Regions from separate parts of the Homo sapiens genome. Here all the other regions are linked to region 1. Evidence: chromatin loops called from intact Hi-C (ENCODE). Cell type or tissue: Panc1. All regions are shown on one strand.

Region 1 (8,000 bases):
GCTGAGGCAAGCAGATCATCTGAGGTTGGGAGTTCGAGACCAGCCTGACCAACACGGAGAAACCCCATCTCTAGTAAAAATACAAAATTAGCTGGGCGTGGTGGTGCAAGCCTGTAATCCCAGCTACTCGGGAGGCTGAGGCAGAATGGCTTGAACCCGGGAGGTGGAGGTTGCAGTGAACTGAGATCGCGCCATTGCACTTCAGCCTGGGCAACAAGGGTGAAACTCCATTTCAAAAAAAAAAAAAAAAAAAAAAAGAATAAAGAAAAAAAAGTACATATGGCATGATTCCATTTATATAAAATTCTAGAAAATGCAAACTAATCTATAGTGACAGAAAACACATCAGTTGTTGTCTGGGGATGAAGGAGGCTGGAATAGGGGAGGTATGAGGAAACTTTTGGGAGTGATGAATATTGTATTTCGATTGTGGTGACGGTTTCATGGGAATTGTACAATTTGAAAAGGTCTAATTTATTGTATGTCAATTATCCCTTGATAAAGCTGCTTTAAAAAAGTAGCAAGAGATATGTTAATACAAGGAAAGTGCCTAAACCAGTGCCAGCACACGGTAAAAACAAACAAGAACCAAAAAAATCTCACCATGCTCTCTCACTCTACCCATATACAACTACTGCAAATATTTTGGTGTATTTGCTTTCATGTATATCTAATGAATATCATATTTCCATATAATTGATTAGTGTATATTCAATTTTAATCTACTTTTATATTACAACTTTCCCATATAATTAAATATTCTTAATTTTTTTTTTTATTCTTAGAGACAGGGTCTCGCTCTGTTGCTCAGGGTGGAGTGCAGTGGCATGATCACAGCTCACTGTAACTTTGAACTCCCGGGCTCAAGGGACCTCCCACCTCAGCCTCCTGAATAGCTGAGGCTACAGGTGTACACCACCACACCCAGCTAATGTTTTAAAATTTTTCTTTTTGTAGAGACAGGGTCTTGTCATGTTGCTCAGGCAGGTCTCAAACTCTTGGCCTCAAGCAATTCTCCTGCCTCAACTTCCCAAAGTGTTGACATGACAGGCATAAGCTGCCACGCCTGGCCTAAATGTTCTTAAAAATGATTTTAGGCTAGATGTGGTAGCTTATGTGTATAATCCCAGGACTTTGGGAGGCTGAGGCAGGCAGATCGCTTGAGCACAGGAGTTTGAGACCAACCTGGGCAGCATGGTGAGATCCTGTCTCTACAAAAAATAGAAAAATCAGCTGGGCATGGTGGCATAAGCCTGTCATCCCAGCTACTCAGGGGGCTGAGGTGGGAGGATCGCTTGAGCTTGGGAGATCGAAGCTGCCGTGAGCTGTGATGGCACCACTGCACTCCAGCCTGAAAGACAGAGTGGGACCCTGTCTCAAAAAAAATTTTTAATTGCAGCACAGTATGTTATCGTATGAATGTACCATAAGTGACTTAACCAAACATGTAATTTTAAAAATTCATATCGCTTCTATTTTTTATAACCATAAAGAACTTTGCATAGAATATCCTTGAAAGGAATTTTTATTTTGTTTTGTTTCTGAGACAGTCTCGCTCTGTCGCCCAGGCTGGAGTGCAGTGGTGCGATCTCGGCTCACTACAACCTCTACCTCCTGGGTTCAACCGATTCTCATCCCTCAGCCTCCTGAGCAGCAGGGGTTACACGCATGCACCATCATGCCCAGCTAATTTTTTGTATTTTTAGTAGAGACTGGGTTTTGCTATGTTGGCCAGGCTGGTCTTAAACCCTGGCCTCGAGTGATCCACCCGCCTTGGCCTCCCAAAGTATTGGGATTACAGGTGTGAACCACAGCATCTGGTCAGGAATGTTTTGATTATTAAAAAATTTACTCTTTGTTCATATTTCTGATTAAAGGATGTACAGTCTATTTTTTGTGGGTTTAGCAGTTTATCAGGATTTATAAGTGTCATTTTAAAAACAGTCGATTTAAGCCATGTAGAAATACATATGAAAAAGTCTGCAAAACAAAACATACTTTAAACATGTTTAAGTAGATAGATTATCTGAAATTCTGGATTTTTCAGTCACTTCATTGTTATGCAGCCAAGCAATTCTTTTTTTTTTTTTTTTTTTGGAGGAGTTTCACTCTTTTGGCCTAGGCTGGACTGCAATGTCGCGATCTCGGCTCTCCGCAACCTCCGCCTCCCGGGTTCAAGTGATTCTCCTGCCTCAGCCTCCCGAATAGCTGGGATTATAGGCATGCACCACCATGCCCGGCTAATTTTGTATTTTTAATAGAGATGGGGTTTCTCCATGTTGGTCAGGCTGGTCTTGAACTCCCGACCTCAGGTGATCTTCCCACCTTAGCCTCCCAAAGTGCTGAGATTACAGGCATGAGCCACCGCGCCCACCCGGCTGGCAGCCAAGTAATCTTAACTTCAGTTGGAGTAAGCCCCCTAAATCCAGCTTCGTTGAAGATTCCAACTTCTATGTTATCCTCTCATTTGGCCTTCAAAGCTTTCCTTTAGGGTTAACATGGCTGTATGAATGGCATCTTCAAGTTCCAGATCTTCATTTTATCTTTTCTCAAGGGAAGTTTCCCCATTCACATAGTTCTTTCCCACTGCTGTGGCTTTCCAGGCCAAGTAAGCTCCAGATGGATCTGACTGAAATAAATATGGTTGTCCCTCATTCCAACCACAAACAAGTAAAGAAACTCCAAATGGACAAACACCACCTGACTGAGTATATTCTTGCATTACAGAAGCTACTCTCCGCACTAGCTGAGCTGTGGGAATGGGCACTTGGTACACAAGATAGTATTGTTGAGCTAGTTTCGAGCTGTGTGCACAAGCACTTTGTTATCTGGGCCCACGCCACTGTACACCAAACCTATGTGCTTGGTAATTGGTTCCACTTTGTCTACACTTCGCTCATCATACAGAATGAATTTCTGTTTTTTCTCGGTTGCTAATACCACACCATTTGCCGCTTTAATTCCCACTGACAGGGCTCCTCCAGCTACAGCAGCCAAAGCATATTCAATCCGGACAAGTTTATCAGACGGGCTGAATGTAGTCAGCGAAAAGCCGTACCGCGCTCCGCCATCTTTACCCGAAGAGCCAAAGCACAAGTATGTACAGTTTTTAAGTCACAATGCCTACTGCCAAATTGTTCCCTAGAAAATTTGTACCAATTTGAATCAGATAGACACAGATGCTGGTCTAAGGGAGCTTACATTCCAGTGGGGAAGATGAATATTAAAACAAAACCAACCTCAAAACACAAAACTGTTTTTGAAAGGAAGACTCTAATATTCAATTAGTGCCTTTCTCTCTTGAGAAGTAGATTCTTGCATGAATTAATTTATTTCTTCTCAGTTTTATTTGAAGATGTTATACTTTTAAAGAAAGATTTGAAAAGAAAAAGTTCACCCATTATTCCATTGGCATCATTCCCTTAATACTACAGTTAATCTGTTTTTCAATGTTATTTTGTGGTTTCCCCGCCCAGGAGCTTCTTTGCAACTTTGGTTTTCTTCTACTTCTACTCAGGTTCAGGGAGGTGTCCACTGTCTCTCAAATCAACCACCAGACTTTAGAGGGGCACAAGATTGTTAACGCGCAAAGGTGGTTGAGGAATTGGAAAGGTTGACTGGGGCTGCACCTTGGAATTTATTTTGTCTTGGATAATATGTAACATTAACAGAGAGCAGAAGCTGATTAAAGTATCTTGGTGCCAAAGGGTAGTTCTGTGAGTATTTCTTTCCTTAACATGACTGGCGCGAAAAAACTCTCACTGAAGACTTTCACTGCTCTTCTCAACTATTTTGAACTCTGGGACAGGGCATGATAGAACCAGCAGAGGGCGTATTTGTATTGACCAAAAGCTGAGGTTGTACATTGGTGAAACTTCCATTGTGATTAGAATTGAAACCTTCCCAGTTTTGGGATGTGGGCCATAGAAGGGTGATTTTTTTTTTCTCTTAGTAAAATAACCTGATATTTAGGAAGTATTGGAACAAACGAAGTCAGTGCTTTGAATAACTTACAACTTTTAAGTACTTTTTAAAAGTCTATAAAATATCTTAAGCGTTCACAGTATAGGAAAAATACTGTATACTCATTGCCACTTAGTTTTGTAAAATTTTAACATTTTGCCATATTTGAGTCATGCATTTCTTTCTTTCTTTCTTTCTTTTTCTGAGACAGAGTCTCACTCTGTTGCCCAGGATGGAGTGCAATGGCACCATCTCAGCTCACTGCAACCTCCACCTCCTAGGTTCAAGCAATTCTCCTGCCTCAGCCTCCCAAGTAGCTGGGATTACAGGTGTACGCCACCATGCTCAGCTTATTTTTGTATTTTTACTACAGACAGGGTTTCACCATGTTGGCCAGGCTGGTCTCAAATTCCTGAACTCAAGTGATCTGCCTGCCTTGGCCTCCCAAAGTGCTGGGATTACAGGCATGAGCCACTGTGCCCAGCCTAAGTCATGCATTTTCTAAAGAAATCAAACATTTAAGACACAGTCCAAGACTTCATTTATCACATGCTACTATGGTGTGAATGTTATCGTCTCCTTCAAAATTTGTGTGTTGGAAACTCAATCAATATTCAATGCAGCAGTGTTGGGAGGTGGGGCTTAATAAAAAGTGTTTAGGTCATGGAGGGCTCCATCCTCATGAATGGATTAATGCTGCTATAAAAAGGGTTTGTGGGCTGGGCACAGTGATGCACACCTGTAGTCTCAGCTACTCGGGACACTGAGGCTGTGGATAGTGTGAGTCCAGGAATTCAGGTTGAGCCTGGGCAACATAGAGAGACCCCATCTCTAAAAAAAGAAAAAGGGCTTGTGGGAATGAGTTCCCTCTCTTTTGCCTTTTTGCCTCCCACCACGTGAGGACACAGTAAGAAACCTGCATCTTGATCTTGGGCTTCTCAGCCTCCAGAACTGTGGGAGACTGTTCTGTTCTTCATAAATTACCCAATCTCAGGCATTCTGTTATAGCATCACAAAATGGATTAAGACACATATAATCCCATTTCCCTCTCCCTCCCAGAGGTAATCAGTCTCTTCAATTTGATATTCATCAATCCTCATATATATTTTTATATCTGTATTACATATACATGCACATGTAAACAATATATAGTATTTTTTACAAATTAAAACTTTACATAAATGATATTATTTATGTAACTTGTTCAACTTGCCTTATTTTGCTTAATAAGGCAAAAAACCCTTAATAAGTCTTTTGGGATTAACCCATATTAATACATGTAATTTTATTTTCAGCTATCATATAGTATTCCGTTGTATAAATATGTGACCATTTAAAAATCCATTTTACTATTGGTGGCCATTTTGATTATTTCCAATTGTTTATGATTATTAATAATGTTTCAATGAACCTTTTTAGGTGAGTCACTGTTCATACATGCTTTCTCTAAAGGATACCTGGGAATGAACTTGTTGGGATGCAGGATATATGCATCTTCAATTTATTGAATATTTTCAAATTGCTCTAAATTACTAAAACTTTATATCCTCATTAATAGTGTTTATAGACTTTTAAACTTTTGCTGGTCTGATATATATGAAATGATATCTTTTTGTTTTAACTGGGATTTTCCTGATTAGTAAGGAGAACTTTTTTTTCTCTATGGCCATTTATTTGTGTTTCTTCTTCTGTTAGTTGCCTGTTCACATCATTTGCTCATTTTTCCTTTGGGTTGATTGTCTTTTTCTTTCCCTATTTGTAGAGGGAAGAAATGCTGCTGCATTTTGGTTACTAATGCTTTGTTGGTTACATGCATTGCAGGTATCTCCTTCTAATCTGCAATTTGGCTTTTAACTTCATGTTGTCTTGTTGAAAACTTCAAACTTTAATATAGTCAGATTCATTGGCGGGGCACAGTGGCTCACACCTGTAATCCCAGCACTTTGGGAGGCCAAGGCAGGCTGATCACTTGAGTTCAGGAATTTGAGACCAGCCTGGCCAACATGGTGAAACCCTGTCTCTACTAAAAATACAAAAATTAGCCGGGCCTGGTGGCACACACCTGTAATCCCAGCTACTTGGAAGGCTGAGGCAGCAGAATCGCTTGAACCCAGGGGACAGAGGTTGCAGTGAGCCAAGATCATGCCATTGCACTTTCTGGGCAATAGAGCGAGACTCCGTCCCAAAAAAAAAAAAAAGATTTATCAATAATTTTCTTTATGGTTTGTGTTATGAATAATAGGTAAAAAGTTTTTTCCTTTCCAAAATTCATAAAAATATTCTGCTATATTTTCCTCTAAAAGTTAAATTTTGCTTTTTGACATTAAGCTCCTGAATACACCTGATATTTTGTGAGGTGAGAATTTTAAAATTGCATAACCAGTTGTCTCAAAATTATATAGTGAATAATAGATCATCCTTTCTCCACTATTTCCCTTTATAATGCCATTGCCATATATCAAGTTTCCATATGTGGGCACATTTATTTCTGGATTCTCTATTCTCTTCTGTCTGTCTCTAAGCCAATAGCACACAGTTTTATTTTTTACAGCTTTAAAATAAGTTTTTATATTTGTCAGGGCAAACTTCCACTTTATTTTTTTTCAAAATTATACTGGCTAATATCTTAGTCTGTTCAGGCTGCTATAACAAAATACCATAAACTGGGTAGCTTAGAAACAACAGAAATTTATTTCTTGTGGGTCTAGAGGCTGGAAAGTTCAAGATCAAGGTGCTGGAACATTCAGTGTCTGGGGACATTCAGTGTCTGGGGAAGTCTCACTTTCTGGTTCATGGAGGGCACCTTCTTTTGTGTCCTCACATGATAAAAGGGGCAAGATAGCTCTCTGGGGCCTCTTTTGTAAAGGCACTAATCTCATTTATGAGGGCTCTGCCCTCATGACTTAATCACCTCCCAGAGGCCCAACCTCCAAATACCTTTACATTGGTGATGAGGTTTCAGCATGTGAATTTTTGGGGGACACAAACATTCAGACCATGACAACTATTTCTGGCTTTTCTATATGAATTTTAATATCAGCTAATCATGTTCTGCCAAAAACCCTGTTGGGGATTTTTAAAATTGAAATTGCACTGAATTTATAGACTGCCAAAAGGAAAAACCAAACCAAACCGGAATCTGATCAAGTTTCTAGACCCAAGTGTTAACTTACAGGACATGTGGAAGACAGAGAAACATGTTAAACTACACTATGAGGACGCAATCAGCAAAGTCTAGATTGAAACTCAACAAGACAAGTGACCCAATTTCCTACAAATACACTAAAAGGGGGAAAAAAAAGAAATGGAAGGGAACTTATAAATTCAATGAGATTTAAAGGTCATATCAACCAATTGTAAACAGTTGGTTTGCAAATTCCAAAACAATTATAATAATTATGGGACAATTTGAACTTTGAAAACTGACTGAATATTCAATTATATTAAAGAATTATTTAAATTTTGGGTGTAATAATGGTATCATGATTATGTTAAAAGTCATTTCTCGGTGCAGCGCACCAGCATGGCACATGTATACATATGTAACTAACCTGCACATTGTGCACATGTACCCTAAAACTTAAAGTATAATAATAATAAAAAAAGTCATTTCTCATCTTTGAGAGATATGTTCTCAAGTATATATGAATAAAATGATATGAGCCTAAAATTTGTTTCAAAATAACATGGGAGAGAGAAAGGAGTTGGAGATACAGGTGAACAACACTGGCCAAGAGATGGGTATATGGGATTCACTGTGCTGCTCTGTTCACTTCTGTGTATGTTTGCAGTTTTCCATAATAACAATTCCTTTTAAATTCTATTTTTAAATTGTGCTTTATGTTTTCAAACACTATTTTTTACACAATTGATTTCTGTGTATTGATCTGTATTTAGTAATCTTGCTGAATTCTTTTGTCTTTTAATGTCTTGTCTGTAGAGTCCCTTGAATTTTCCATATAAGTAATAATATAGTCTGGAAATAATACCAGTGTCATTTTCCTCCTTCCTATCCTTTCATCTTTCCTTTTTTTGG
Region 2 (8,000 bases), 73 kb after region 1:
TTTTATTCTCATCTTACGGATGAAATCCTGAGATGGAAGGAGGACTGGAGAGGGTGCAAACTCCTTCCAACCCTAGTCCTAAGGCTCTGACTAGGGAGATCCCAGCTTTAGAGCTGATGAGATTATTGGATACAGATTTCTGAACAAAAAGTAGTTGTGCTAGGCAGAGTCAATGATTGCATTCCTTCCTCAGGGTTAAATAAAAAGTGCTACCTTCCAGATGGAAGTCAGAGGGTATCAGGATTGATGGTAGCATTCCATAGAGCATACCCTACACTCTGCTTCTGTTTTCTCTTCTCAACAGCAACAGGGCCTGCTCTAGGAAGCAGGAAACCCAGGAACCCAAGTGACTGAGGCCTCGGCTTCACCTCTTTCAGAGGGAGTGGTCTTTATTTCACATGTAAAACAATAGTTGCTATTAATATTTGGGTTTAAAAATTGGCTTCATGTGGTCTCAAATTATCACAGACTACTTATTCATTAAAAAGAGGCAAAGTGTCTTTACAATGGAAAAATGGGGCAGATATCACCTTTAACCAAATAATAAAATTTAACATCACTTACAGTGGAAGAAACTGACATTTTTCATCCCTTGATATGATGGGCTGAGAGGGACACAACATCACCTCTGTGATATTCCTGCCAAAAAGGTTTGATCTGAATCTCATTATGAGGAAATAGAAAAATCCAAATCGAAGGTAATTCTGCAAAGCAACTGGCCCATCTTCTTCAAAAATGTCGATGTCATGAAAAACAAGACTGGGGGACTCTTCTAGATGAAAAGATTCTAAAGAGTGGGACCACTAAATGTAATGCATGATCCTGAGTTGAATTCTAGGTTGAACAAAAGCTATAAAGGAACATTATCGGTATAAATAGAGAAATGTGACTATGAATTAGAAATTAGAAAGTACTATTACACCAGTGTTTGCTTTCTTGAGTGTGGTAATTGTATGTGGCTAGGAGGGAGAATATTCCTGGACTTAGGAGATACGTGCTGATAAGGGATTAATGGTACAATGTCTGCAACTTACTCTCAGATGGTTAAGCAATAAAATAAAAATATATATGTGTGGATGCATACATAAAAGCTGGCTTCATTTCTGTGGTATTAGAGGTGAAGTAATCCAGGCCTAGGCAAGTAAATAAATATGTGTCGCCTCCGTGGCAATGGAGCAGTCCCACTCAGCATCAATATGCCCGTGCAGCAGGGACCTCTATGTGAAGACTGCCATGAAAAACTGCCTCTTTGTTGTTGTTGTTGTTGCTGTTGTTGTTTAGACAGAGCCTCTCTCTGTCGCCCAGGCTGGAGTACAGTGGCGTGATCTTGGCTCGCTGCAACCTCCGTCTCCTGGATTCAAGCAAGTCTTGTGCCTCAGCCTCCAGAGTAGCTGGGATTACAGGTGTGTGCCACCACACCCGGCTAATTTTTGTATTTTTAGTTGAGATGGGGTTTCACCACGTTGGTCAGGCTGGTCTCGAACTCCTGACCTCAGGTGATCTGCCGCCTTGGCCTCCCGAAGTGCTGGGATTACAAGTGTGAGCCACTGCGCCCAGCTGGAACTGCCTCTTTAGGTCCCTTTCTTTCTGCATTTACTCCCAGGTTCAGTCGCATGCATAATTTATACCAAGGGGCTTCTTAAACCAGTTTCCTCCTGGCAGAGTGGCAGAGGAGGGACAAGTTCTGGTACTCAGTTCCTGGTGGTCATGGCAGCTCAAAACAAATGTAGGGCAGTGCAAAATGAACACTATGGAAGATGAAATTCACTAGTGTCCTTTATCTCGTGGCTCCAGCTGTGCATCTCGCATTGTGGCCCATAAGTAGAAAGGTGCTTTTTTCTCTATTTGCAGAGTGATCTCTGCCGATATTTGGATTTTTTGAAAAAGGAAACATTAAAGTCTTTAGGATAATTAACTCCCACTTAAGAGATAGACCAAATAAGCCTCTGCCTCAATAATCAAAGGACATTCTCGAAACCTGAATGTTTCGAGAACGTCCTGACCTAGGTTCATTGTTTGGTTTATTCTTTTATTCTTTTTTTATTTTTTTTTTGGTATTAGTTAGAAAAGTCACAATGTTGGGCTTATACTGAAAGGGAATGTAGTCTAATGAGTAAGAACATGGATTCTGGCACTGGAAGCCCTGAGCTCCAATCCTAGTGAGGCCACTTATAGTTATGTGACCTCAAACATACTACCTATCTCTCAGGGCTTCCGTTCTCTGATCTGTAAAAGGAGGAGAGGATTGCTGTGAGGAGTACCTGAGAGAATACGTTGAAAACTAAGAACAGTGCCTGGCACAGAGGAAGAACTCCAAACACATTAATGTGCATCTTCCTATTTCTGATACCAGTAGTCAGAGGTCACTTGACATCTGTGATACTGTCATCTTGCACGTGCCCTTTGGAAAGGAGGCTCAGTTTTCTGAAAATGGGGAGCTTTCTAAATATGGCTTGTTACTTCCAACCTATCCAACACATAAACACAAACACTTAGATGCACCCATGTGTATAATTTCAAATGTCCACGTCATGGAAATTGGAGTGAAGACTTTTATCAATATTATGGACTTTTTAAAAAAAATTTTTTTTTTTTATTTTTAGACAGGGTCTTGCTCTGTCACCCAGGCTGGAGTGCAGTGGCACAATCTCAGCTCCCTGCAACCTCCGCCTCCTGGGTTCAAGTGATTCTTGTGCCTCAGCCACCCGAGTAGCGGGGATTACAGGTGTGCACCACCATGCCTGGCTAATTTTTTTGTATTTTTAGTAGAGACGGGGTTTCACCATGTTGGCCAGGCTGGCAAACTCCTGACCTCAAGTGATCCCCGCCCACCTCAGCCTCCCAAAGTGCTGGGATTATAGGCATGAGCCACCGCACCCCGCCGATATTATGGACTTTTTAATGAATAAATACATATTTATAAACAGATTAGAAATGAAATTTCATTGTTTAAAAATACAGGATAAACTATAAGGCATGCAGGAAACTTTTGGTAAGTTTGACGCTTTTCTACATCTGCAACCAGAAAATAGTGGTGGGATGAGTTAGGGAGTAAGTAATTGGTGAGCTGGACACTGTTAAAATATTAGTAGTGGGATGAGTTAGGGGGTAAGTAACTGGTGAGCTGGACACTGTTAAAATATTAGCAGTGGGATGAGTTAGGGAGTAAGTAACTGGTGAGCTGGACACTGTTAGTTTTAGTGCAGCACTTTGGTGAAGGCAGCTGCTGCCTGCACAAAGGCCATCTTCCAGTGGCTGCTGGTGAACTAACCTCCCTTCCAGACTCCTTTTCCTTGGCTGTGGACCCTTGTGTGTCTTGCCTTGCTTCCCTTCAGAGTGAGGTTCCCGAGGGATGCTGGAGGGAGGGAGGAGCTACCTTGAGGTGAGAGTGTGTCCCTGCTCGCGTCCACTGGGAGATGCACTGTTAACTCCCATGGTGTTTCTAAGGACGCATGCTTCAGGGGAGGTCTCCACACAGGTGTGGATTCTTCGCTGCTTTCTGGTTCTGACTCAGGGTGTGGAGCACCTAGGAGACAAAGAGGAGGCTGAATTGTAGCAGAGGTCTGTTGTTTTTGCCTAATGTCTCTTCTTTTGGGGACCTATCCCTTCCCTGCTCACACCATGTGGTTTGGTTGGAGCAGTGTCCATTTGCTGATTCCAGAGAGGGCTATGGAACTGAAGCCTGGCATGAGAGTACCTCATTGCCTTAGCCACAGAGATTGGTTCCGGGGTGGGCACATGGCCCAAGTCTGGTCAATCGGGGTGATTTCTGCGCTTTGCAAGAGCTTTTAAGAGGCATATCCTTCCTATAGAGGTTAACAGGAAGGAGATTAGCATGGAATTGCAGGAAGACATCTTTATCACCTCATGGTAGGAGCCTGCTTCAGAGGAAAGGCTAACAGAGTTGAGAGAAAAGTACTGCACACATATTTTCTGAGGCCTGGATTCAGCCAGTCCTGCAGTTACCTGATTCTTGCATGAACAAATTCCTTCCTTCCTTCCTTCCCTTCCTTCCCTCCTTCCTTTCCTCTCTCCCTCCCTCCCTTCCTTTCTTCCTTTCTTCCCTTCCTTCCCTTCCTTCCTTCATTTCTTCCCTTCCTTCCTTCTTTCCTTTTCCTTCTGTGTCTCCCTTCCTTCCATCTTTCCTTCCTTTTTCCCCTTTCCTTTTCTTTATTTTTGCTTAACACATTTTGAGTTAGGCTCATGATGCTTTTAAAGGAGGGTCCTTATGACATGTAAATGGGGAAGAACTCCATGAATTCACTGTCTTTGTACCCGATTCCTGTGTTTCATTGTCAGTGTGTTGGTAAGCTCAGTGCATCTGGCTTTAAGAATCTGGTTCATGATGGCCTGGTGGTTTTCCTCACCTTCCTATCAGGGTCATCATGGAAAATAATCAGATCGAACCCAATCTTGTGAATAGTATTGTCTGTCTTTTTATTAAGTGTATCTTTTCATTCTGATGTTTTGATGTCTGGGACCTGACTGTCCCTCCCAGGGCTGGCCAATTCCTAGACACAGTAAATGACTCACCTGGGAACATACCTGTCATATGCACCCCAACCAACCCAGAGTTCCTGACCCTCAACAACCTCCTTTATCAAACTCTTAACATTCCCAGGCTACTATCTGCCTGCTGTAATTATCAGAGGGCCAGTACCAGACAGCAAGGGATAGCCCCTATGCTGCAGAGCTGGCTGAATTATTCAAACTAGACAATTCTAAATCTGCTTAGGCTGCTTGCTCTGCCTTGCCCATATTCCTTCTGTGAAAACCACAATACAGCCTCTTGCCTGTGCTCCCTGCCTTCTGCCTCCTGGAGGCTGGTGCGCCCCCGTGTGGCCCTGCATGGTGTGGTGTGCCTCCTCCTCTTGGAACTGTGAGTAACAAACTATCTTTTCAGTGCCAACTGTCTCCTGATCTGTTGGCCTCACCACACCTGAATAAGATGACCTGCATTTTAAAACACTGTGTTGTTGATTTTATTTATTATTATTATTTTTTTTAGGGAGCTGAGTAATTTTTTTTGGCAAGGTAAAATCTACATAGAGTGAATCGCACAGATCTTAAGTGCACAGTTCAATGAGTTTTGACAAATCTATAATCCATACAAGCAACCCAGAGTGAGAACATTTTTCATCACCCCAGAAAGTTCCTTCATGTCCCCTTCCATTGGTCTTTTAAGCTCCACCGTTAGGCATTCTTTCCAGTAAGAAGTCCAAACAGGCTTAGAACAAAATGGCTGCCTGTGTGATTCCCAGGAGTCAAACTCTCCAAGAAGCCAGTGGCAGTCTCTGCTGAAATTTCTAGAAAACTCAGAACTAGGACCCCTGTCAAAACTAGGACACTTTTTGCCCCAGAGGGCCCAGAGAAGTCCCTGGAGCAAGAATGTGTCTTAAACAAGAGTACTATGGAATGAAAGGAAAGTCAGAAAGAGTTTTTCCTTGTGACACAGGATGAGAGGTCACTCAGAAGCCTCCCCTAAAAAGCCCACGTCGCCAGTTGGAATTGAACTCCTTTGCTCATATTCTCTTAGAACTTTGCTTAGAAGCACATAATCTCTGCTGTGGCAAAGATTATAGAGGTCATCCCTTACAAAATAACCTAATTCAAAATCAGGAAAATGACTTTTTGGATAAACTTTTATCTTTCTTTTATAAAATGGAGGTGTAAAGATTCCAGTGTCCTTTTTACCTTGGCTGCCAGGAAACTCAGCTAAATCCAGTACTTACTTCAAACCATGAATTCATCTCAGATGTCTGATAACATCTATTTCTCTACTCCTTTTACCCAGGTTTTTTTTTTTCCAATTTCAATTTTAGTTGTCTTGTTTTATACAATTATTTTTTTGTAAGCTGCCTGAAAAATTCTTGCCCTTTTATAACACCTATGGTGCATTGGACTTACTTATGTAAATACCTGTCTTCCTTTCTCTTCCACAGCTTAACAAAATGCATTGCTTAATGAAGGGTATAATAAATATTTTAAAAATCCAATTGAATATGATCAGAAGAGATCTTCTTCTAGATTTTATCCTTTTTCCTTCTTTAAAAAATATTCTCTGAAGGGGATGACCATAGGGAACGTCAGCCATGATGTAGGAGCATGTAGAAGTGGCAGGACCCCCCATCCCAGGCTCTCCCTCAGGAGTGCCCATGCACCCGGGACCTACCTCTTCTGTGGGCTTTCTCTTTTGGGGGTTGTTTGGTGTGGTAATGAATCTCCACCGGTAAGATGAAGAGCTCTGTTGGGGGCTCATTGGCTTTAAATTGGCTCTTCAGGGGCTCCAAGACTCTGGGTGGTTCTTCTGAGATAGGAGGTAATTTCAAAGCCTTTGGTGCCTGGAGAAAATTTAAAAACAAAACGATCATGGCAGGTATCCAAACCCTGCTGCCTGCAGGGGCAAACGATACTGTCTCTTATTGTATCTCTTGCACCAGGAGCTGCTGAGAGAGGTAAGCTAATCCAGCTGGGAGCCGGTATCTGACTTCAGTGGTGCCACTTGGTCTCCTGGGATCCAGCATATGCCCCTGTTAATCCTGCCTGTGAATCCTCTGAGAATTATAAACATGCTCAGTTTAAGAGCCTTTGAGAGGATATAAAGTCTTTCTTTTTCTTGCAGCTGGAAAGACTGAGCCGGACTAAAATGACATAGCTGAGATCTCTTTGAACTGATTGGGAGAAATCTCAGCATATGCTGTTAAGGGAAAAAGCAAAGTACAGAACATTGTTTGAGCAAGCTTTCCACTAAGAAGGTGCAGGAAATAGCATTTGTGATTGCTGACCTTATCTAAGCCAAGCTACAATTTCTTCCTCTGTAAAACAGGAGTAATCATACTACTTACCTTATAAGGTTGTTGTAAGGATTAAATGAGCTAATATATGCAATTATAATAGTGTTTGAAACTAGGATTATTTCCATATTTCTTTGAGAGTAGACTCTCCTCTCGTTAGCATTTATCTAGCCACTAGCAGAAAAATTGAAGTTTTTCATACTTATGTAATATGAACATAGCTGAAAAAGAATCATTGTGTGTCAGAATCAGCAACTTTGTCCAGTTTTTTTTCTGTCCCCCAAAAAGTGTGTGTGTGTGTGCGTGTATGTGTATGTGTGTGTGTATGAGAGATTCACTGGGGGTAGTAGTAACAGCCTCCTGTTTCTAATTATTCAGAGGTTGCTGAAAATTTCTCCTTTTAGTTTGCAACTTTTAACATATGAACTTGGCTCTGTGAAATGTGTACATGTTCTGGTTTCAGGAGTTCAGTTTCATAGGAGGAAAAATAAAAGCATTAGGCCTGCTGTTTGCTCCTGGGCCAAAGAAATCTGGGAAGTCAGACACCCTTCTAGTGTCTCCTTTTTAGTACTCAAAAAGAAAAAAAAAGATCAGAAGCATACATAAGCAACCTATGTATTTAGAGTTGATTGAAGAAGGAAATTCAACCAAATCTATGCAGGGTAATATTTATAATTTTGAGACATTAAGAAAATGATAAACCAAACACACGCACATAGGATCTTTATGATCCTGGAGACCCTCACTGTCCAGGTGCCGGCTGCCCACACCAACTGCCCTTTTTTGAATACTGACCTTGTGCATTTTGTTTGACAACGTTTGCATTGAGAAATCAATGTGGAAACTCAAATGATTTGTGTGAGGTATGGCTGACGAGCCAAGACTTAATTTCTTTATCCTAATTAAAAACTTACACAGAGTTTTAATATGGTGGAAAATATTGCTTTCCTCTGTGAAACCATATACATGGGTTGAGGGAAGGGACTCCTTTCCTCTGGGCCTGGCTCAGTTCTGGCCTGACCCAGGAGCAAAGTCGAGGGCTTTCCTTGGGCCTGTGGTGAGCTTGGCAGGTCAAGCCTGCTGTTCACTCCTGCACCAAAGGAACCTGGGAAGACAGAGGCCCTTCTGGTGTGGATGGAAAGGTTTAGATCAACTCAGACACAGGAAATCTGAGAAAATCTTGAACAGACTGTAAACAACCTCCCT
Region 3 (8,000 bases), 320 kb after region 1:
AGGGCAGGCACGGTGGCTTATGCCTGTAATCCCAGCACTTTGGAAGGCCGAGGTGGGTGGATCACTTGAGGTCAGGAGTTAGAGACCAGCCTGACCAACATGGTGAAACCCCCGTCTCTACTAAAAATACAAAAATTAACTGGGCATGGGGCCGCACACCTGTTATCCCAGCTACTTGGGAAGCTGAGGCACGAGAATCACTTGAACCCTGGAGGCGGAGGTTGCAGTGAGCCAAGATCGCGCCACTGTACCCCAGCCTGGGTGACAGAGTGAGACTTCATCTCAAAAAATAAATAAATAAAACTATCCCTAAATTCCCCAAATTAAGAGGGCCATTTCCCTAGTTCCTTCTTTTCTTTTATTTTCCTGTTCTTTCTTGTCATATCACAGCCAAGTCCAAGATTTCCCTAGTTTCTTAAAGATCCCCAGGCAATGCTGCTGTAGTATACTTCCCACATTGTATTATTTATTTATTTTCCCCTCTAGACTATATTCCTGGAAGGCAGGTACCAGTGTCATATTTATTTTTTACTCTCTCAGTCCCTAGTACCTAGCATTCAATACATATTTGCTGAATAAATAAGAAGTAGATGGTTGGATGAAAAATAAAAATGAAATAAATATATTAAACCTTACTTTAAAAACGTTAAAGTAACTCAGGTGAGCCCACTTGTATACCTGCTCTGTTTATGTGTGTTTCTTTTGTTGTTGTTGTTGTTTTTCTGAGATGGAGTCTCACTCTGTTGCCCAGGCTAGAGTGCAGCAGCATGATCTTGGCTCACTGCAGCCTCTGCCTCCTGGGTTCAAGTGATTCTCCTGCCTCAGTCTCCTGAGTAGCTGGGATTACAGGTGCCTGCCACCACACCTGGCTAATTTTTGTATTTTTAGTAGAGACAGGGTTTCACCATGTTGGCCAGGCTGATCTCGAACTCCTGATCTCAAGTGAACCACCCGCCTCGGCCTCCCAAAGTGGTGGGATTACAGAAGTGATCCGCCCGCCTCGGCCTCCCAAAGTGCTGGGATTACAGGAGTGAGCCACCACACCCAGCCCCAGCTCTGTGTTTTACAGAGCTTGATGGTGCAAAGCACTGGCCATAAACATGGAGAAGGAGGCTCTGGTTTGAGCCATTTACATGTTATTTGGCACCTTGAGGCAGGCCTCTTTTATTCTTCAACTTGGAAGGAACTTTTATTTCTTTTTAACATTAAGAACATTTATTTATTATTTTTTAATTAATAAATTAAAATTGTATATATTCTTGGAGTTTTACTTTAGAAAAAATACTTTTTACCTGCTTTCACTCACTTGCAATTTTTCCTAATCTTAATTACTTTAAGATCATCTACTCCTCCCTCAATAAAAACTAATAATTGACACCAAATAAATTAAAGATGAGAAAACTAAAAATAAATGTAGAAACTAGAAGCAACCATTAATGAAGATCAAAGTGGCTGTGTATCTAAATTAATTTCACTGACTGATTTGGGGGACGGGTTAATAAAGATGTTAATAGTAACTCCCCAGGAGCTTTCAGCAGCGCTCCAGAAGTGAGACAGTAATGAGCCCAATCGAGGTTCATAGATTCAGTGAACGCCAGTGGCTTCATTAGCTGTAGCGAGGGAGGCTGCTGGAGTCCCAGGGTAGGAACTCCACTCAGATTACACTCCTGAAATATGTCGCCAGGCTCACAGATTCTAAAATCACGTCTGGGTGGAAAGACATAATCATTTGGAAATGAACCTGCAAAAGTTTATGGCCAGTCCCCAGTCTAGGGCACTGTTTTAATTACCAAATCATTATATCTGCCCTTTGATAATTAAGGTAAAGTGGAATACGGCTACGACCCACTTGGAGTCCAACAGGTGTGGATATTCTAGGTCACCCCCTTCCTGGTTAGGTGACCCTAAGCAAGTCACATACCTCTCTCAAAGCCTCAGCTCTCTCATCAGTAAAGTAGGGTTTACAACATTGTCTCTATCTGATAAGGCTGTTGTGAATCAAAGTAAAGTAAAATATGTAAAGTGTCTAGCTCATAGTTAGTCCTCAATTATTATTACCATTATTAAGGTGAATAATAACTTACATGTTCTTCTTTGCAAAGCAGACAATAAGAATTATTTAGAGTCCAAGAGGGTGCAATTGGAACTAGAACTCAGGTTTTCTAACTCTTAGTCATTGATTTCATTTCACAAATATCTACTGACTACTTATTATGTGCCAGGTAGGGGGCTTGTGTAAAATACTAGAAGCACTAGAAGTGGTCAGGTGTGCTCTGTAGAAAACTTCAGCACTCTTTCCACTATACCATGTTTGGGTGAAATTAACAATGGTAACACTAATGTTGTCTGTGATTTAGTAGCCCTTACTAGATACCCATTATGTAGCATGTAGATGACAAGGATTCTCCCAGGGAAAGGCCCTGTGGGTACAGAGTGGGCAGACATATTACTGCAGTCTAGGTGTGGGGAGCAGAATGGACCCATCACCAAATAAGAACAGCCTTAACGGGCACACAACTGACTTAGGTAGGCATTTGAAAACTCAGAGTCAGCTCTTAGGATGTGCGGATTCAGGCAAGGTTTAGGCCATGCAAGTAAAAACAAAAGTCAGTTCTGGTGCCTGGAGGTATTTCTGACCTCTAGAAGAAAGCCAATATTTCTAAGGGAGCAGAGATAGCATCAGTTCTCACACACCTGTCACTGGGTCTGAACCATGGCAAGTCACTGAGCAGCTGAACTTCCACACTGTGTAAAAAACCAAATGGAGGCAGTGGCTCACACCTGTAATCCCAGCACTTTGGGAGGCTGAGGCAGGTAGATCACTTGAGGTCAGGAGTTCGAGACCAGCCTAGCCAACATGGTGAAACCCTGTCTCTACTAAAAATACAAAAATTAGCTGGGTTCAGTGGCGTGCGCCTGTATTCCCACCTACTCGGGAGGCTGAAGCAGGAGAACCGCTTGTACCCAGGAGGCGGAGGCTGCGGTGAGCCGAGATCATGCCACTGCACTCCAGCCTGGGTGACAAGTGAGACTTCATCTAAAAAAAAAAAAAAAGAAAAAAAAAAAAACAAACCAACAAAAAAAACTGAATGGGAACTTTTATTGAGTACCTACTAAAAGTTAGGCACTATAGCAGATGCAATTCAATATAATTTATTTTTCAGACTCATCCTGCAAAATGAGACAGAGGGATACAACATGATTAATGAAAGGAGAACAAGGTTTGGATGCAGATTTCAGCCATTTCCAATAAGTATACACCTCTCTGTGAGCCTAGGAGAAAGCCTCTGTTTCCTCATCTGTAGAATCGGGCTACTCCACCCAGCATCGATCTTGGCAGGCAGTAATAGGATTAGCAATTGTGTATGTTCTGTGTCTGGCACATAGGAAACACTTTTACAATGATAGGATTTCTCCCATTTTGCAGATTACAGAACTAGGAAATAAGTAACTTCCTCAAGTTACCCCAGATAGTAAAAGGGGGAGCTTGGACTTACAGTTCCATATGAATTGATGCCTGCAGTTAAAGCCTCTTTTATCAATATCTTTCCCCTTAGTTCAACCCACTGAATAACTCCCTTGGCTAATAGCTCATACAACCAAGCTGATGCCGACCCAGATGCAGACCTTAGCTTGTGCTCACAGCAAACACAGAGACTTGCTCAGAACTCATTGAGCCCAAAGCAGAATAGCTCTTTATCATCCCAGTGGGGACAAGGATCATTTTAATCATCTTCTGTCTCATAGTGGTTTCAGACGCAGTGAAGCTCTCACACTGGATTTAAGGTCAAAATGAGACATTCCTAGAACAAGGCTGCATTGCTGCAGTACGATGCTGTCCGATGTCAGTATGCCATCCATGCTGTTTCTTGCTTCCACCTGGTGGTCAGAAGTTGATAAAGCAAGCATACTGAAAAACAACTGGGCATCCCTTGGCCTGTCGCTTATGGTACATCTGATTCTGGTCCCTGCAGGGCTTTTAGTACCGCTTTCCTGCCTTTTGATTTTCATTACGTTCTTCTAGTGGAAAAACTTCCCACGTGCAGTGTTCTTTCCTAGGACTAAAATAACCAGGATAATCCCGGATGCTTCCCTGCGGCTGAGCTCATGTCACAAATCAGGCATGATTTTCAGCAGATATTTCTTTAAAAGTTTGAAGGCCTCTGTGGACCCTATTCCCTTCTTTATGGGAACAAGCATCAAAGAGACAGGAATAAAATGCTTTGCACGCACATCAGGAACTAATTGCCAATTTGGCAAATGCATTGACTAATGTCATGCACTGTTATTTCTAAATCCTCTCCTGTCCTTGACCCCCAGTATCTAGATGTAAACTTGGAACCATTAGTGGAGAAGGATAAAGTCTTCTGGTGCCTCAAATGGAATTGAGAGGGATTTAAACTCAGCGCTTTTGAGTTTGGTGAAATGAACCCAGCAGTACATTAATGCTAGGATTTGAGCTCACACAGCGTGAGCGCTTTCAAAAACCGTGTTTAAGGAAGCAAACAGAGCTATGACAGACCCTTTCAGTGGAGCAAAAGGAGTTGGATGAAACAATCAATGACACATTAAAAACCACAACTGGGCTGCAATCATGTAGGCAAGAAAAAAAGTTTCTCTTTATCGCAGGATCTTTGCATCTAATGAGATGGTGACTGGACAACCTCCAGAGGAGTAAGGCCTCCGTTTACTTTAGTTGAGAAATGTCTAAATATTTAGTTGATTCTCTTAAAAGCTCTACATGATTCTGTAGCAAACTGATTTCTAAGGTATGATCTTATCAGCTCTGTATTGCCATTGGAACATCTATTTAAAGGGAATTTGAGAAAGAAAAATCAGAAAATATTATTAAAAATACAAATGTTAACTTTTTCTCTCCCAAAATTAACTATTTTTAATACCCTTCAGATGCTTAGTTTAGGACCAATACCTTTCCAGCTAATACTTTCTCTTAATTTGTTCTAAATTGAGAGAACTCTCGACTGGGCTCCCCGCTGGGCTCCCTCAAATTGTACTGGCTGAATTCAAAGTTTGGGGGTGCTTATGACTACTTCGAATGAAATGGAAAGGAATGGAAATCTCATCCAGAATGGTATTCTCTGCTTCTTGTATATTCCTCCTTTCTATTGGTTCTGATGGTGAAACCTACACTGTATGGTTTGGCATAGCCACTGCCCAGGGCTTCAGTCTTCAAAGCGGAGTGGCTCCTGAGTGCATTTTCGTGGGAGTGGTAGGGAGAGCTAAGAAGGCTAAAGGAACTTTGTAAAAATGTCTCTAGAGGTTCGCCATTTGAATGCACAATACTGTCTTCTACTAGCAGATTTTAGCCAAGACCAACATTCAATTTGCTCTAAGTTTCTGGGATCTTCAGCGCCACAACTCCTGTCCATTCTAGCTACGGCATCCATTGGGGCTTTAAACTCTTCCAACTTTCTGATAGCAGAATCCTCTCCAGCTTGCGGTTCTTTATTGCTTCCTGTGGAGTATTATTAAGACTCACCAAACTCTCTCCCCTCCCCCACTGCAGGAGGCCCGCGCAGCCCCGGCCCGCCAGCTTGATTAATGTGTCTTGGCTAATTGTGTGAAAGACGGCAGCCCTTTAGCAAGTGTGACCAGTTTATTGTTCAGCCAATCACGGGCGCCTCAGTTAGCATGTGAAAAGGGGGTGTGCTGCCGGAGGAGGGTGAGTGTTCTGGCGGCTGAGTCAAAGGAGGAGCGTTTTGGGGGGTCACAGAGCAACACCCACTTCTTTGAGGGGATGTTACTATGCTCTACTAAACCTGTAAACCTCTTACTCAAAACACTTTTTTCTCCTCCCTCTTTTTTCAAGATTTATTTTTTTTCCCTTGGTGAAAGCAGGCAAGACACTGGGTACTCTGCAGATGGAGTTCACGTTCCAGGGTTTTTAATATTTCACTTTTATATTTCTGTTAGAGAATGATCCTGCTGAGAGTCTGGGAATCCGTGCTCGTCAGAACCCCCTCACTGACATTTGGATATATTGCTCTGAAAGCTATCCCAAGAGAAAAGATTAAACAAAAAAAGCGCCTACTTTTCAAAGCCTACTTTTCAATCTGCCCACATCAAAATAAGACAACTGGCCCTTTGAAGTGGAGGACACAGAGTTCTCAGCCAGCTTGCTTAAAACGGGGAGTGGGGGAGACAGAAAGGAAGGGAGGGAGGGAGTGAAAGAGAGAAGGAAGGAAAGAAGGGAGGGAAAGAGAGAGAGAGAAGGAAGGGAGGGAGGGAGAAAGGGAAGGAAGGAAGGGAGGGAGGGAGGGAAGGAAAAGCAAGTTTCCAAAATTATACAACCCTCTTACCTTGCCCAGGTTTAATCAGGCACTAGAATCTGAATTGATGGCTAGAAAACTTACAACCCTGCTCATCAAAGCTCCAAGAAAACAGTTAACTGTCAGAGAAATCCGACTGGGTCAGCATCAGGTGACTTTTTAAAAGCTGTACAAATGGAAACTTTGCTGTCCTCCTAGAGGTGTCCAGATAAGGCCTAGAAATGGAGGCATGGGTGTAGATGGACACTGGATGGTTCTCCCAAGTTCCGGACAACTGGACTCCCTCAAAATTGTACTGGCTGATTCAAAGTTTGGGGGCTCCTAGGACTACTTAGAATGAAAAGGAAAGGAATGGGAAGCTCATCCAGAATGCTGCTGACACGGTGCTCATCTGTGACACTTTCCTGGCTCCCAGCTTGTCTTCTGCTCCCCTTAATCACTGACATTCAAGTGTTTAGAAGCCACAGCAGCTCAGGGATGGGGATGGGTAGGGGGTGGCTCAAAAGGAACTTATTGACTCACGTAAGAGGATGTTCCTGAAATGCAGATGTTGGAGACCCTTTTAAAACACAGTCCTTGGGATTGAGTTATCAATAATACTGACCCCATGGCCCAAGATAGGCTGGACTTTTAAGATTTCCAAATCCAGGTTTAGACATCATGTCTATGGCTAAGGTTCCAACTCCCTTTGCTCCATAAGCTCAGCCTGGCCCACAGCCACAAACTCTCCAAGCCATGGAAGCAGGGCTCACAAATGAGCACCCCAGTAACAAAGAGAACTGGTGAAAGAGTGTGGGTGAATGAATCCAAACCCAAACACTAGAGATCCAAGAATGCACCCTCTCCATCTGTGTAGCCCCAGCGCACGGCACAGCACCTGGCAGATAGTAGGTACCTGAAAATTTTTGACTTATTTGGATTAAATTGAAAACTTAAAAGAAAAACAATGGATGATGAGCCCTATGGATGTTGGGCCTGGAGACTTTTCTTCTTATATAGAAAAACTGCACATTGTTTTGAAACAACAGAAAATTTTTTAAAATGTAACATATTTTCTCTGTTTTATTGGAACCCAGTTATCTTTTTTTTTTTTTTTTGAGACGGAGTCTCGCTCTGTCGCCCAGGTCGGACTGCGGACTGCAGTGGCGCAATCTCGGCTCACTGCAAGCTCCGCTTCCCGGGTTCACGCCATTCTCCTGCCTCAGCCTCCCGAGTAGCTGGGACTACAGGCGCCCGCCACCGCGCCCGGCTAATTTTTTTTTGTATTTTTAGTAGAGACGGGGTTTCACCTTGTTAGCCAGGATGGTCTCGATCTCCTGACCTCATGATCCACCCGCCTCGGCCTCCCAAAGTGCTGGGATTACAGGCGTGAGCCACCGCGCCCGGCCGGAACCCAGTTATCTTATTAAGCACACAATCTGGCAGGGAAGCACTTTGGCCAAGTTTCTTGATTATTGCTCTCACCAAGACATTTTGTATTAAGGATCACTGTTGATTGCCTGGACCAACCTGAAACCCAAATGTCTGAAGTTTGGGGGAGCAGCATATGCCCACCACAGTAGCTTTGTATTGGCATCATCCAAATTGTTTCCTACAATCCATCTGTGACTCTAAACTTCTGCTGGCATTCTCAGTTAGGAAGCTGAGGGAAAATAGAGAACAGAGTGGACAGGGAGAAGTACAGGCAGGGCAGGAAAAGATGAGAGCCAC

Evidence for each region. A loop is a pair of places that touch in the nucleus more often than their neighbours do. Peaks named below come from ENCODE experiments on the same cell type or tissue, not always from the same donor. Only the 100,000 strongest peaks of a DNase experiment are listed, where the experiment ranks them.
Region 2: a loop joins it to region 1, with 4 times the contacts of the local background. A loop is called at or near these places in 19 of 110 quality-filtered maps.
Region 3: a loop joins it to region 1, with 11 times the contacts of the local background. A loop is called at or near these places in 104 of 110 quality-filtered maps.

What each region holds. Positions count from the first base shown.
Region 1 is chr2:202,174,366-202,182,365 of GRCh38, reverse strand. The region is part of intron 15 of KIAA2012; the gene reads right to left. It also overlaps the pseudogene PSMA2P3. Among named protein-coding and RNA genes, the nearest start is that of SUMO1, 60 kb to the left of the region's middle. In Panc1, CTCF peaks have their summits at 3,594 and 3,809 (motif pointing right); a DNase peak (open chromatin) is centred at 3,825; H3K27ac peaks cover 253 bases.
Region 2 is chr2:202,101,287-202,109,286 of GRCh38, reverse strand. KIAA2012 reads right to left here. Exons shown (of 24, transcript NM_001277372.4): 8 at 6,173-6,341; 9 at 3,377-3,526. The region is part of intron 3 of KIAA2012-AS1 (KIAA2012 antisense RNA 1); the gene reads left to right. Among named protein-coding and RNA genes, the nearest start is that of KIAA2012-AS1, 12 kb to the left of the region's middle. RefSeq lists an enhancer at 4,813-4,902. In Panc1, CTCF peaks have their summits at 4,619 and 4,844 (motif pointing left); a DNase peak (open chromatin) is centred at 4,836.
Region 3 is chr2:201,856,620-201,864,619 of GRCh38, reverse strand. All of the region lies in intron 10 of CDK15 (cyclin dependent kinase 15), which reads right to left. Among named protein-coding and RNA genes, the nearest start is that of CDK15, 54 kb to the right of the region's middle. In Panc1, CTCF peaks have their summits at 3,613 and 3,878 (motif pointing left); a DNase peak (open chromatin) is centred at 3,869; H3K27ac peaks cover 3,875 bases.